2 separate regions of the Homo sapiens genome follow, and region 2 is linked to region 1. The links are chromatin loops, found by intact Hi-C in ENCODE. Cell type or tissue: heart right ventricle. All regions are shown on one strand.

Evidence for each region. Peaks named below come from ENCODE experiments on the same cell type or tissue, not always from the same donor. Only the 100,000 strongest peaks of a DNase experiment are listed, where the experiment ranks them.
Region 2: it touches region 1 in a loop (4-fold over the local background); 27 of 110 quality-filtered maps call a loop at or near these places.

The regions. Positions count from the first base shown.
Region 1 is chr3:172,327,784-172,335,783 of GRCh38, reverse strand. FNDC3B (fibronectin type III domain containing 3B) reads right to left here. Exons shown (of 26, transcript NM_022763.4): 12 at 6,708-6,832; 13 at 5,069-5,243; 14 at 2,609-2,695; 15 at 702-840. Among named protein-coding and RNA genes, the nearest start is that of GHSR, 120 kb to the left of the region's middle. In heart right ventricle, CTCF peaks have their summits at 1,524 (motif pointing left) and 3,082 (motif pointing left); a DNase peak (open chromatin) is centred at 3,073; H3K27ac peaks cover 2,329 bases.
Region 2 is chr3:171,829,445-171,837,444 of GRCh38, reverse strand. No RefSeq gene overlaps it. Among named protein-coding and RNA genes, the nearest start is that of TMEM212, 9.9 kb to the left of the region's middle. In heart right ventricle, CTCF peaks have their summits at 3,056 and 7,315 (motif pointing right); DNase peaks (open chromatin) are centred at 440 and 7,324; H3K27ac peaks cover 7,473 bases.

The sequences.
Region 1 (8,000 bases):
GACATTAGTAAAAATGATACGCATAACACTTTTACATATTAATTGTCAACCTTCTAATTGTATTCATTTTATTGAAATAATTCACACAACAGAGGTGAGGCACAATATCCTTTTGCCAGACAACCTCAAACTCCTTATGAACTTTAATGTTAAAATTTCCCAAAGTTCAAGACTTTATACAACAAACACCAATGGAAACAAAACTATCCCTAATTCATTGCAACTTAAATGTTCTGTATGCTAAAGTTTACTTAACAAACCTAAATTTTGAAATTTATTTTCAATATTAACTTTATAAATCAAAATTTTTCTATTAAGTATTGCTAATTTTTTAAGGATGAACTATTGAAGAATGAACGATGCATGCAGAGATTACTACATTCAAATCCATGCCTTAAAAATATAGGAGAAAAAAATATGTAAACAGGAAAATCATAGAGTAAATGAGATACTCTTAAAAATCATCCATTTTAATTTCCACTAAAATTTAATTGTCCATTACGATTACATTTTAATGAAATTGTCCATTCCAATTTGTAGAATTCTCAGGATGTTTCTCACACATATATTCCGAATGCAGAAAACTTCTGCAAATACCATCCACAATTTTTTTGGCTTGTCACTACTAAAATGAATCATTTTTTAAAAATCTATCAAAAGAAAAAAAAAAAAAAAACAGTAGCAGCAGCAGCAAAACATACCCCATTTGACACTAAAGCCATGAGATGTAACTGGGCCTTTGACAAGCGGTCTGGTAGGAGGTCCAGGCCTGTCAGGACTCGTCGTACAAACAAGAACTTCGCTTGGACAGCTTTTTCCTTCCGTATTAGAAGCAGTCAGCTAGAACACAACCAAGGAAACGTTAACATGATTTAGTTATCAGGGATCATTAAATTAATGGTCACTTTTTAACATGGTGAGATTAAGGCACCCATAAACTCAGACACACACACATTTTTTTCTCTTTCAACTCAAGTATTAACAGTATTTATTTTATAAATCATTTACTGTATAGTTGGTTATTAACAATTAAAAATAAAACCAGCCAGCACAGTGGCTCACGCCTGTAATCCTAACACTTTGGGAGGCCAAAGTGGGTGGATCACCTGAGGTCAAGAGTTCGAGACCAGCCTGACCAACATGGAGAAACCCCATCTCTACTAAAAGTACAAAATTAGCTGGGCGTGATGGCACATGCCTGTAATCCCAGCTACTCGGGAGGCTGAGGCAGGAGAATCCCTTGAACCTGGGAGGCAGAGGTTGCGGTGAGCCAAGATCATGCCATTGCACTCCAGCCTGGGCAACAAGAGCGAAACTCCAACTCAAAAAATAAATAAATAAAAATAAAATGATAAGATGGGTTTTAAAGATATTTTTACCCTTTCAAAAAGACATGATAAAACAAGTATGTCATCACCTGGTTTGTATTGTTTTGTGAAAGGAAAATATGGGGGTGGGGGGGGGGACATAAAAATAGCCCCACTTTTTAAAGCGTAGGGCAATGCCACCTTGTGGAGAAACGTTAGCAGTATAGCTATGTTCTCATAGCCAGCATCGATAATAAGGGTTTTAAAAAATATGTTAAAAATTATCATTTCCCTCAAATAGTCACACACTGCACTTGATAATTTGGCAACTATTTATTGAGTGATTGCTATGTGCCAAATAATAGCATTTGGTCCCTGACTTAGAGAAGAATGTGTGGAATCAGAAGACAATCTTATCTTCCAAAACGCACACTTGTCATACTAGAAAATACAGTGCTGCAGAATATCGTTTTGATCTCTTAGTGATCGTAAAGTCATATTCACTTTTTTGGCTACTACACATAGTCCTATAGTAACATTAATGGTGGCTGTTAATGACCAAAGACAGCCCAGGTAGGGAGGGGGTGGGTCATGGAAGAGAAAATTACAAGCAAGTGAGGAAAAATAAATGGGCAGAAGAGCAAAGGAAAGTGAAGAGCAAAGAGACTGCTCGAAAGGAAAAAGGTATGGAGTGCAGGTAAGTGACAGGTGCACTCCAGCACCTGGTGTGTCTCTTCCCAGGCAAGGGCATTTGGCCATGCTGTAAATGCAATTTATTACAGCACATGATGACAATTTTTGTGCTCACAAGTTGGTTTTAAAATTAAAGCATGGGCCAGGCGCAGTGGCTCATGCCTGTAATCACAGCACTTTGGGAGGCCGAGGCAGGTGGATCACGAGGTCAGGAGATTGAGACCAGCCTGGCCAACATGGTGAAACCCCCGTCTCAACTAAAAATACAAAAAAAAAAAAAAAAAAAAAAAAAAAATTAGCCGGGCATAGTGGCACACGCCTATAGTCCCAGCTACTCGGGAGGCTGAGGCAGGAGAACTGCTTAAACCCGGGAGGCAGAGGTTGCAGTGAGCCGAGATCGTGCCACTGCACTCCAGCCTGAGTGACATAGAGACTCCATCTCAAATAAATAAATAAAGCATGTTGTACACTTTATAAATGTTACTTTCAAAATGTAAAGTGCTGTGAACTTCATTTTTTAACCTGTAGAGTCAATCTGACATGGTAAATGGTGAAATAGAAAACAGTTTCATTTTTAAGCAGTTCAGGTAGCAAAATGACTGACTCACCCTGAATTTATACTGTGTGCTTCTTTTGAGATTTTTCACAGTACAGGTTAAATCCTCTCCAGTGTATTTTGGGTGGAAAAGGTTATCCTGAAAAGGCAAAGCCAGGAAGAAACATCAGTATAAAAAATTCTGGGCATTAAATACCTTTGAATACAGGATTTTTATACTGCCTTTCCCTACCATCACCAGCAACTGGCCAGAGGTCTGGCAGCTACCGCAAAAGAGAAAAATCAGAAGCCCAGAGTATTGTGGATAGCACTTGAGCTTTAAATAAAAATTTATCTCCATCACACTGTAATTTCTCCTGGGTCTGGTCAAATTTATTGTGACAAAGGAGTTAAGCAACTTTTGAAAATACATTTAACATTTTTAATGTTGTCATGAAAAAAGCCCTTTGCACCGAGGTCTTTACTATCAAACTGCAATGTGCTATGCAGTAAAGTGTGGCTGAGCTTCCTGACCACACAGTGCCCTCTTCTGGCCATGGGAGAAAGGACAGCTTAGATGGGAAAGGGCACAATCCTTTAGGAGGGCAAACATTCCACTAAAAGTTGAACTCAGGGAACTCATTCAATAGTTCTATCTCTATCATTCTATCATTCACTCATCAAAATACTACTTAGTACCTTCTCTGTGTTGGGCTGTCCTCTAGGCTCTAAGGATTCAGCACTGCCCAAGAACAGAAAAGGCCTTGCCCACAAGAAGCTCACATTCCAGTGGGAGAAGACAATACAGAAAAGCTGCTATGTATGTCACATGGTGTTAAGTGCTATGACAAAAACTAAAGCTAGGTAGGAGGATACAGTGGTGGAACTGGTGAGGGCTTTCTACAGCTGCTGGAGGTAAATATGGTAGCCATATGTGGCTCTTTGAATTTAAGTTTATTACAATTAAAAACTCAGTACTGGCTGAGCTTGGTGGCTCACAACTGTAATCCCAGCACTTTGGGAGGCTGAGGTGGGCAGATCACCTGAGGTTGGGAGTTCGAGACCAGCCTGACCAACATGGAGAAACCCCGTCTCTACTAAAAATACAAAATTAGCCAGGCGTGGAGCTGCGTGCCTATAATCCCAGCTACTCGGGAGGCTGAGGCAGGAGAATCACTTGAACCTGGGAGGCAGAGGTTGCAGAGGGCCAAGATTGCACCACCGCACTCCAGCCTGGACAACAAGGCGAAACTACATCTCAAAACAAACAAACAAGCACAAACCCTCCATACTATAGGCCAACATGCATATGTCAGGTGCTCGAGAGTTGTATGTGTATAGGTGCCACCATACTGGATGGCACAAATTATAAAATATTTCCATCACTGCAGAAAGTTCTATTGGGTGGTGCTGTTCTACAGTGTGATCAGGGAAGGACTGCCCAAAGAAATGACATATGAGAACAGACTTGAAGAAAATGAGGGAAGGGAGTCAAAGACATCTGGAAGGGCATTCTGGCCAGAAGGCAGAACTGAAAAGGCTTTGAGGCCACAGCACACACGGTGTGTTTAAAGAACTGACTAGAGGCTGGCTGGGTGCGGTGGCTCACACCTGTAATCCCAGCACTTTGGGAGGCTGAGGAGGGCAGATCATGAGGTTAGGAGATGGAGACCATCCTGGCTAACATGGTGAAACCCCATCTCTACTAAAAATACAAAAAAAAATTAGCCGGGTGTGGTGGCGGGCGCCTGTAGTCCCAGCTACTTGGGAAACTGAGGCAGAAGAATGGCATGAACTTGGGAGGCGGAGCTTGAGGTGAGCCAACATCGCGCCACTGCACTCCAGCCTGGGTGACAGAGCAAGACTCCATCTCAAAAACAAAACAAAACAAAAAGAACAGACTAGAGGCTAATAAGACTACAGTGAGTGGAAGCAACGAGGACAGTAATGGAGAGCCCAATCACACAGGACCTTGTGGGCATTGTAAGAGCTCTAGGGATTTTACTCTGAAAAAGAGGGGAAGGCACTGAGACAGGAAGGATTCTGAGCAGGGTGCTGACATGATCTATTTGTATTTTACAAGATGATGTTCTCCACCCAGGCTCTGTATGGAGAACAGACTGAAGCCTAGTAAGGATGAAGTTAGGAATATTAAGAGGCTATAATCCAATAACAATATTATGTTATTGCAATAATCCACAGGTGAGATGAGTGGCTCATAAAAGGATAGTAGCTGTGGAGATAAAAATGGTTAATTTCTAAATAATTTCTAAGGAAGATTCAAAAGGATTTTCTGATTATATATAGGATCAAGGATGACTCCAAGAGTTTTTGCTTCCCCAGCTGAAAGGATGGAAATGTCATTTACAGAGATGGGAAAGAACAGGCCGGTGTTGGTAGTGGTGGTGACAGAGGCAGAAATTAAGAGTTTGGCTTTGAACTGATGCAGTTAATCTAATTTCATGGTGCCCTGTAGCTATAATAATACTGACTCGTACAAAACACAGAGAAGTATAAAATCTGTAAAACTCACATTTTCATCCTCCTGAATTTCCAAGGTGTAGGTGATCACTTCCTCGGGTGAACAGCCTTCTGGCTTACTCCACTGCAACGTGACCCATGTGATGCCAGCTCGAACCAGCCTTGGTGCAGAAGGCATCTGAGGGATATTTCCTAATGTGTAGCACACCACCTCTTGGCTATAACCACTGTAGAGAAAGAAAGTGAGGCACACAGTTAGAAGCATGTGAAGAGGCTTGGCATTTTAAAAGAGGAAGGCTCAGCCTGCACACTACCCAACTCAGCCTAGCAGGTAGAGTAAGCAAAGCCAGGTAAGGATGCTGTGTGTGATATTCCCTATAACCACCTTCAGCTTCCCCATCCCCCCACCCCATGATCTTCTACTAGACACACACACCAAGTCACAGGACAATATACAGTTGGCCTTCTGTATCCTTGGGTTCTGCATCTTGAGTCCACGTGAATGAAGTGACGTGTGGGCATTATATTGGATATTATAAGCAAGTTAGAGAAGATTTAAGGAGAGAAGGATGTGTGTAGGTTATATGCAAAGACTATGCCATTTTATATCAGTGACTGGGGCATCCATAGATTTTGGTATTCATGGCAGGGAGGTGGGGGAAGTCCTGAAACCAATCCCCTGTGGAAACCAAAGGACAATTGTACTTAAGAATTCATTTTCCCCCCTCAAAAGCACTGGAAAGAAGGTATAGCACAAGGCAATGTTTATCAAGTTACGGGTCAAGGAGCCTTCAAATCAATGTGAGCAACAAATATTTGTTGATGAAATAATGTTTTACAATATATACAGTGCTGTTTTTCAAAAGTTTGTGGATGCTTCCAATTCATTTAAAAATTCTTGAGCCATAAAGGGCTTTGTGTCGGTATTTTTTCAACCAGTGAACTCTGAAGCTGTAATGGCTACCATGGTGGTGGAGGCAGGTCTGTAAAACTTTGTGATGTTAAAAAGAGGTTCTTTAGGTTGGAAAGAGGGTTGGGGACCACCGATGTGCAAAACCTTTAAGAAGATTTCAACAAGCAGTGATGAAAGAAAAAGATTTTTCCCTTAATGAAGAGTTACCCCCCAAGTGCAACTGAAACATGGCCTTTTCAAAGCCTCTTTAATCAATTGATACCTTACAGTACACCCGTTCTCGCCTTTCTCATACAGCCTAGAGGCCTGCAGAGGCCTCTAAGACAGTCCAGGTTTTCTCCAATTCCGTATCTGCCCTGGGCTTGACAACAATGGCTGGCCCAGCATCTCTTTCTTTGTACCAGGAAACACTCACATAATTGAAAAAAGGCAAGTGAATGAAGAGCTTGCTAAAGTGATAAAAGAAAAAGGCATGTGATCTAAAAAATTAAAGCTCCAAGAGGAATTCCTTTCAAGATCTGTACTGCTACCTTCACCTTGGTTCTTAGAGACCCCTAGTGGGGCCTTCGCAATACAGCTTGCAAGACTGCAGAGGCCATAGTGACATTCACCAGCTTAAAGGAGGCCTTCTCTCCTCTGATTAGGATTCCCTCTTGGAAAACCTCCAGTTGATTTAGTGTGGAGGCAGCAGGCTTCCTCATGCCTTCCAGCTATGTAAAAGAAGGCTCAGGATCACCATCCAAAGGCTGAAGGGCAAGAGGACAAGGAAACGTCATACCTGGTACCAATGTCGTTTCGAGCGGCCAGCCTGAATGTGTACCCCATTGCCGGACAAAGCTTTGTCAACTTGCAGTGCTTCTGGCTCCCGAAGAAGCACTGTCTGAAACCACTATTTCTTTTTCCCTAAAAGTAAACAATGAAACAATGCATATACTTAAAAAAAAAAAAACAACAGATAACCCTAAATAAATGAAGGAGCATCTTGAACATCTTGAATAACTGCTTAATTTCCTAGTTTGAATGAACAAAAACAATAGAAACTTACAGGGAAGTGTCCATGTTGCAAATAAAGCATTCTACAATGAAATCTCATCTCTAACATAAAGGCACTACAGAAAATTCTGTAATTGAGACAGGTAATTTACTGTACCTGTGGTTTTTTTGGTTAATAAAATAAAAAAAGGTCCTTTCAGGCACAAGACGATGCTCCAGTTAACGATCACAATTTCTAAGATCCTCCTCCTTACTTAGATTGGCCCAAACTGCCCAGCCTGATCAACCAAGAGTCTACTGCATCCACAGAGGGGTCACTGGCTCTGAAAATACACAGCCTTTCCCAGTAACTCCTGAGCACCTACAGACCCGTCTCTGCAGCTGAGTGTGCCATACAAGGCCCTCTCCAGCTGTATCTTTCTTGCCATGCAGTGGCCTCCAATACCTTCACAAGTACATTCTAGTGATGGTGTTTCTTCACTGATTGCTGCTACTGGTCACAAACCTTTGAATCATTTTGTCCACGTCTGCTTTGCTCATAACAGTGCTTTGGACAAACTGGGAGCTCAATCAATGCTTGCAGGGTGGAAGTGAATGATAAGCACTTGGAACATTGGTTGAATTAATCTATGTATATTACAGTCACTCTAAGTTTCTTGTCAGGCTAGAAATGTATTTTGAATGCCTTCCTAGCCTTATGTGATACTTCAAATTCGTTAAAGTAAAAATAAAACACTCTAGTGGGGTCTCGTATTAGGTTCAACAAGTAAGGAAAAAGTCTAACCGCCCTATGCCACACTCACAGGCATGTAATACTCTTATCAGTAGTTTGTTAGAATATTTCCTACCCATATCCACATTATCTTACTATCTTATCCATGTTCATGCAAAAGAAAACCATAAGCTAACATTGAGTGGATCTTAGCATTCTAACTGGACAGGCCCAGGGCCTTGAGCAATGTGTCTGAAGTTCTCAATTTATTTCACAAAAAACAAAGCAAGCACATTTTTTACGTAAACAAATTTAAGCATCTCCTTCCTTTCAGCAGGTCTCCAAATACCACTAAAACACATTCCA
Region 2 (8,000 bases), 500 kb after region 1:
AATATCTATCTAGAGTGTTTCTGTGCATAGTTTTCTGTTTTCCAGTGCTGTATGAGTGGGCTGTTGCCATTGATGTGGAGATGGACTGGAATGGTTGTCATATGCAAGGTTCCCGAATAGGACAAGGAACAACCTGCTGCAATAGAAAGAAACTAGGGCTGTATGACCTGGAGTAAATTTAAGCCTCCCGTAATCTCGGTCCTTCTCAGCAAAATGTGGAGGTTGGACTGGATAATTTCCAAGACTCCTTCTGTCTCTACCATTCCGTGACTTAAAATAAATCCCAAAGGAGCAAAAATACCTATGTGACCAGATTGCCTGTCCCAAAGAGACTTTATCTGTTAGAGTCGACATGCCAACTTGTGTTCCCCTCTATCTGGTACAAGCTGTGGGCACATAATAAGCACTGCACACACTGTGATTTGGCCAGCTGAATTCTTGCTCAAGAGATTTCAGACAGTATTCCTCTAAGGAGGCCTCACTTTGGCCCCAGCAGAACACAAAAAGGCAATAACTGGGAGCCAGCATCTACCAGCTAAGTAATTAGCAGGCTGTGAGTAACAAATTGGTGACCATAGCCCAGCTCCTGTTGTCTGTGTCATAAAATAATTAAAACTGGCCAACAAACACAGCAGATGCCAAGATGGCCAAGGGACAATGGAACATAAAGTCGTATCACTCTTGTTTCCCATCTTCTTGGAAAGGGATGAAAAACTGGGGGAAAAACTGGTAACACTTGTAGGTATGGAGTTTATGGTACACATGGAATGGAGAAATGAGAATTCAACAAGGATCTGGTGTAGCAGAGACCTAAAAGGCAAATCCCCATCTACTGGCCAACACTAGACAGAGGATATCTCTGTAAACCAGTTTCTGATTGATCATGAAACAAAGTTCTTTCTCTGTCTTTTCTTTTCTTTCTTTTCCTTTTTCTTTTTTTTTTTTTTTTTTTGAGATGGAGTCTTGCTTTGTCACCCAGGCTGGAGTGCAGTGGCGTGATCTCGGCTCACTGCAACCTCCACCTCCCAGGTTCAGGTGATCCTGCCGCCTCATCCTCCCGAGTAGTTGGGATTACAGGTGCGCAACACCACACCTGACTAATTTTTGTATTTTTAGTAGAGATGGGGTTTCACCATGTTGGTCAGGCTGGTCTCAAACTCCTGACCTCATGATCCGCCTGCCTCAGCCTCCCAAAGTGCTGAGATTACAGGCGTGAGCCACTGTGCCTGGCTCTGTGTTTTCTAAGCAATGTTAAAAATATCATGAGCCTCAATTTTCTGTATATTTCAACACATGTAGAAAAGCAAAGTGAGCTAAGGTTGGTACAAACAATTTGGTTCACTGTCTCAACTTCATCCACATCTCTGCTCAAAGATTTTCCCTTACCAATCTCCCCCTCTCCATCCCTTTATCTGGCTTTATGGATCTTCATGGCCTCGTTACCACCTGACTTTATTCTTCATAGCTCTTGGCTTATGTCTTTACTGTGTGTCTTCCCAATTAGAATAACAGCTTCATGAAGGCAAGGACTTTGTTTTATTCACCACTGTATCCCAGAGCCAAAAACAATGCCTGTGGTCTATAGTAGATGCACAGAAAGTATTGTTGAGTCAATGAACTAATGAATGAATGAATGGATGAGAGTGAATGAATGAAACCACTGCTTATCATCACAGTTGTTAGTTTACTTAGTTTTAATTTTTTTGAGTTTTATTTTTTGTATAGATGGGATCTTGCTATGTGCCCAGGCTGGTCTTGAACTCCTGGCTTCCAGTGATCCTACTATGTCAGCATCCTAAAGTGCTGGGGCTACAGGCATGAGCCACTGCACGAAGGCTACAATTGCTAGTTTATACAGACCAGTTTGCTGTGAAAGCTAGCTTCTCAGGCCTTCCCTCAGAAACAAGCGATATTTAATATTTTGGTCTTAAACTGCTCCAGCCCTCTTCTTTATGAAAATCCACACTGAAATACAAAGAAGATCTTCCAGGTTAGCTCACCTGGAAACTGCATTGTGAATTTACATGCGTTGTATGTAGATACATGGGAGAGCTGCACTGAAGTGACCCATGGCTGAGATTATTTTGGGCTTGCTATGTCAGCACACGACACATTGACACATGACTCTGCGTTAAATAGAGGAAGATGCAACATCGCAGACTAACTGCCTGAAGTCCGGCAAGAACTTCTGCCTCTGGGAAAAAGCTCTGACAAACACCTTTTAAATCCACTGCTGACTTTTAAAGTAGTTGCTGTTCATGATGACCTATCTAATTTAATAGATCTTTTGCTTGGCCTGTGGTTTTATGTATTAATATCTCTACATATTAAAATCTTTTCTCTCTTTCAGCAGACCTCTTTGCATAGGTAATACTTTCCCCTAATTGTGTAGAAAAGTAAGATACTGATATTAACATTTTAACTTGGAAAAATTTGGCTATGCAAACTCATGTTTCTATTGTAGTTTCATATGACGATAATGTGGTCTTTTCTAAAACAGGAAAATTGAACGACTAAGTGCATCCGTATGACATAAGGAGCCAGGTCACACACTCTAAACATCACCTACTGAAGGCAGATTGAGGGTATCAGTTTTGTATCGAAAGGCTCACAATTTATTTTCTCTTTTCAACAACCCAGATATCCTGCCTTTGTTTTTGTTTTTATTTTTCTTAAAGTGGCACGATACGAGAAACGGATGTTTGTGGGACTTCCACATCACATTTTCCTAGTACGTAAGCCCTTCCATTTCTTCCACACAATCCACACAGCGCAGATTGACATAAAAGATAAAAGCTAGGCCTCTGCAAGACCCCTTTATCTTACAGACTAAAAAGAATGTAGGGCAATGACAATGAAAGGCACAGAGTAATAACCCAACTGGAGTATCACAGGCAGAGCCAGCAAGGACCTTTGAGACCAGCCAGTCCAAGTCTGCCATTTCACAAAAGAATTCCAGTTAAAATACCAAGAAAAAAGTCATCCAATTGCAATATTAACCTAATATTGAATAAGGCTGTTGTGACTGATTATCTTTCTGCTATATCTGTGTTTAGCACTAGGTGTTGCTATACTGCTATTTATAGACCAGCTTCTCTTTGATACCCAACAGGAGCTTAACCTTCTAATTTGAGTTCCCTTTTGCAAATGCTGAGTTTCTAAAATCGTACTCTGCTACTATATAGTATGTTACATTGAACTAGCTTCATTTAAATGGCACAGGTATGACATGTTTAATCAGCTGAAATAGCTATCCTGAAAAGAAGTGGTCAATAAATGCTAGGGAACTCCAAAGTTAAATTTTTCAAATTGTCCTAATTCAAATATTTACTTAAACTCTTTTTATATTATGCGCAATACAGGGGGAATGACATTGTTAGCTGTGCGTTTCCTGGAACTGACTAACTGCTACAAGGCCACAGATAAAGTTTGTTTATAGAAAAACAAAATATGAAAAAACATTTAGCAGTGTTCTATTTGGGGTTTAATAATCCCACACATGCTGAGTGGGAGAAAGGATAGTCATCCAGAACCTTTCTCTCCCCATGGTAACAGAGGATGAAAATGCTTTAACCCCATCTAGTGACAGATGAGTCATGATTTAGATTAGTTCAGTTGTTCAAAATTTGAGTGGTAATACCAAATTTTTGGGATAAATAAGTGATGCCCCAAGAAACTCATAGTTTAGGAAGAGGGCAAATTTTCATTTCACCTTTAGGTTTTAAAGGATAAAAAATTCCCCTATTACATGTGAGTCCTCAATATCATTACTTGGTTCATTAAATTTGGATAAATTTGGCATAAGCTCAGCACAATTGTTCAAATTCTACAAGTCACTTTTGTTAGCATCATCTAGTGCTGAGTTTAAAATCTTCTGAATATATGTAACAAAACAATGTCTAGTGTATTGCTTCTAAATATGTTTTTTAGTTTTGGTTATTTATTAGTAACTATTTGTAACAATAATGATCAAGTAATGATGCTAATAACAGTCCTAAGTTTTTACTGGAAAGAAAAGTGGAAGACTGAAGACCAGAGTGGCAGCATCTTCATCACCTTATGGAGCTTAGAGTAATGTTCCTGCAGAATTAGCTACCAGGATCTATAATATAAACACTTCATTCTAGTCCTAAAGCGAGGGTTTCTTCTAATTTTTATAGTTTTGGCCTCAGGCTAAAAGAACGAAGTACTTGGCTGAAGTATTCCTTTTTTTTTTTTTTTTCACAACGTGTTCTTCCCAACTCTCTCCCCAGCACAAACACAGCCCTTCTTTTCTGAAGATTTTATTTCCTTTATGTCCTTTGAGGATAAAACTATGCTTTGTGGTTTTTATACCATATTCACTTAAGATATTTAAGATATTTGAAAACAGAGTGAACTGTATATTCTTTCGCCATATAGGTCCTCCTTTCCCCATCACTCAGAGCCTCGATGATAATGTAAAGTAGTATCCACCATTATTTTTGCTCTTCTTTTTTTTTGAGACAGAGTCTCACTCTATCTCCCAGGCTGGAGTGCAGTGACGTGATCTCGGCTCACTGCAACCTTCCACCTCTTAGGTTCAACCGATTCTCCTGCCTCAGCCTCCCAAGTAGCTGGGATTACAGGCATGTGCCACCACACCCAACTAATGTTTGTGTTTTTAGTAGAGACGGGGTTTCACCATGTTGGCCAGGCTGGTCTTGAACTCCTGGCCTCAGATGATCTGGCCACCTTGGCCTCCCAAAGTGCTGGGATTACAGGCGTGAGCCACCATGCCCAGCTTTTGCCCTTCTTTTGTTATGCTCTGTATCAAAAATGGTAAACTTTTCAAAAGTGCTCAAAACTCTAATCCATGTTCTTGTAAACTTGGTGTAAGAGGTGCTTATATGACAAGTGAATTGTCTGTTTCCTATAAAGTAGAGGAGGGAAGTAATTTTTTAAAGAACCCAGTTTGGAAATAAATGTTTAGTAAATGACAGAAAGGCAGGAAGGTAAGAAACAGTGTAGAAAGCACACTGAAGAAGACATTTCTGCCATCTTTGGTGAAACCTACACAGATCATTTACAGGCAAGTCTATGGGCACGTGTATAGGGGGTAAGAAATAGTAAGAGCTGTGAAAATAGACTTACCATTTACACACACACACAGACATGCATACATAAATTATCAAATGTTTGCCCTTTGTTTTTCCTAATACTCAATTAACCGAAGTTATATTAAAAAAAAAAACCTTTCTAGTGTCATCCACTAATCTTTTCCATCCCCTTTTATCCTCCAAGCAAATTTCATTCACGTAATTCCAAAGAGGCGAATCAATCTGGGTCCTGCTCTTGCTTAATCATTACTTCCAGCATTAAAATATGCTTTTAAATATGTAGTTAAATATGTAGTTAAAGTACTACTCCTGTTTTTCAGTTTGTTCCAAGATTGAGACAAAAGCTCCCTACCAAAAGCAAAATGAAAGCCAAATTCCTACCCTTTTGCCTCATTTCATATTTTATTATACTATGTTTCCTAAAAACACATTTTGTAAATATGGAAATGGACCATGTTGTGTGTAACAAAGGTCAGGCTATGCCCGTTTAATACAAGTTGTGATCCTCAGAAGACATCCACTTCAGGCCACCTACAATTTACCTTTGTTCCTCTTTCCTCCATATAGGAAAAAAACAACAACTAGAAAAAAATTATAAAACTCAACTATATGCACTTTAAGGCCAATGATAACTCAAAGGCTTTTAATACCTACAACAGGGTCGGAGCTCGCCTGAGCTGAAAACTGAGGATTGCTCACTGACGTACAGACGCAATATTCACCAATCAAGAAATATAGTAATGAGGGCAGACCATATGATTACAAGGTGCTTCTAAAAAGCATATTAAAATCTAGCATTATTAAAGTACTATAAATGCTTGCTTATGACCAATGAAGCCACAAACACTGTGAAGAGTTCATTTTATGTATTAATAATAATAAAAATTCTCAGAAAAACTTTTTAAGTTTTTCTTGTTAATTCTGGGCTAGAGAAGACAATCTTTTCTTTTTCTTTTTCTTTCTTTTTTTTTTTTTTTGAGACAGAGTCTCGCGCTGTTGCCCTGGAGTGCCGTGGCGCGATCTTGGCTCACTGCAACCTCTGCCTCCCAGGTTCGAGTAATTCTCCTGTCTCAGCCTCCTGAGTAGCTGGGACTACAGGCATATGCCAACACGCCTGGCTAAATTTTTTTTTTTTTTGTATTTTTAGTAGAGAGGGGGTTTTCACCATGTTGGCCAGGATGGTCTTGATCTCCTGACCTCGTGATCTGCCCACCTCGGCCTCCCAAAGTGCTGGGATTACAGGTGTGAGCCACTGCGCCCGGCCCTTTTTTTTTTTTTTTAATTAAAGACATTTCAAAGAGCACATACACATTGATCAAATCTGAGAAGCATTTACAACATAGATTTAATGCCATTTTGAAAAATCGACATATAATTATTGTACATTTTTATGGGAAACATAGTGGTGTTTCAAAATGTAAAATCTATTGTGATCATATCAGGTTAATTTGCGTAATCATCATCTCAAACATCATTTCTTTATATTGGGAACATTCAATATCTTCTTTCTAACTATTTAAAAATATATAATCTATTATTGTTAACCAGAGTTATTCTGTAGTGGTATAGAACACTGGAACTTATTCCTCCTCTCTAGCTATAATACTGCATCCTTTAATAAGCCTCTCCCTATTCCCTCCCCCATCCCCCATCCTTCCCAGCCTCTAGTATCCTCTGTTCTACTTTCTACTTCTATGAGATCAACTTTTTTTAGCTTCCACATATGAGTGAGAACATGTGGTGAGGAATAATTTCTATAGTTGGTTTTTGAAAAACATAATTATTTCAGTTAGGAAAACCTTATGCTCTGTTTTCTTAGAAGAAAGATTTGTATAATTTTTGGTGCAAATTTAGTGAATAAAAGCCTTTATTTTTAACATATGAGTGTAACTCTGGAATGAAAAATCAGTAGACTCTTTCTAACCTAAACATGGTGTTTGTCAACAGTAGACACTCTGAAAGCACAGAGGAGGTATTACTTTTACCAGCTTTTCCTCATGAGGAAAGATACGGGAGTGTGCCCTTTGAAGGATGTACACCAGTTTTCTCTTCTAACTGTTTTTCAAAATAGTTTAAAACACACGAGAACCCTGGTGCTCTAGGCCACACTATTTTCCTTTACTTCACCCTGGCTGCAGGACCGCGGGACTCTGTCCCAGCTCGAATGTTCCAGGAGATGTCTCCCTCAGGAGCCTGCTCTTCGGGCAGCACAGGCTCCCACACTCATTTCCTCCAGCTGCCTCCAGGTGGCCCTGGGCCCCATGCCTTCTGCAGCTGCTGCAGTGATTCCTGCTGTTGCTTGTCCTTGGCAGATGGTCACAGTATGGTCTATCCCATTATCTTTGGACCCAGCTACTGGCCTTGACTTTCCTTCTGTGGGAGGATTTTTCTTCCCCAGTGGACTCTCAGCTTCATGCAAATACAGCTGACTGTAGAACCTCCTTAGTCTTGTCTGAATTTGCAATAGTTTAGCCTGACCTGGGGGCCCTCAGTTATGTAAAGATTGGGACTATCACTATCAATCAGTCATCTACTACATTGTGCTTAGCACTATTTGACACTGCAGAAAGAAAGAAGAAAGGAAGAAAGGAAGGAAGGAAGGAAGGGAGGAAGGGAGGGAGGGAGGAAGGGAGGGACTAGAAATGAAAATCCTAAAAGGCATATGTTTCCTGACTGTAAGAAATTTATTGTCTATTTGATTATAATCACTCATAGCTAATACTCTGCAAATTTTATAATGAGATGACTAAACCAGAGAGCATATCTAGAGGTCATCTTAAAAACATTTGGTAAGCAGTCAATCAATAGCAATCAGTCCAACCAGCAAGCTCCTGATAGATATCATTGCAAAAAACATTTTCTCCTTCCAGGATCAAATCCAAGTTCATGGTTTTAGCAAATGAAAGTAGAAAACCTCTTCTA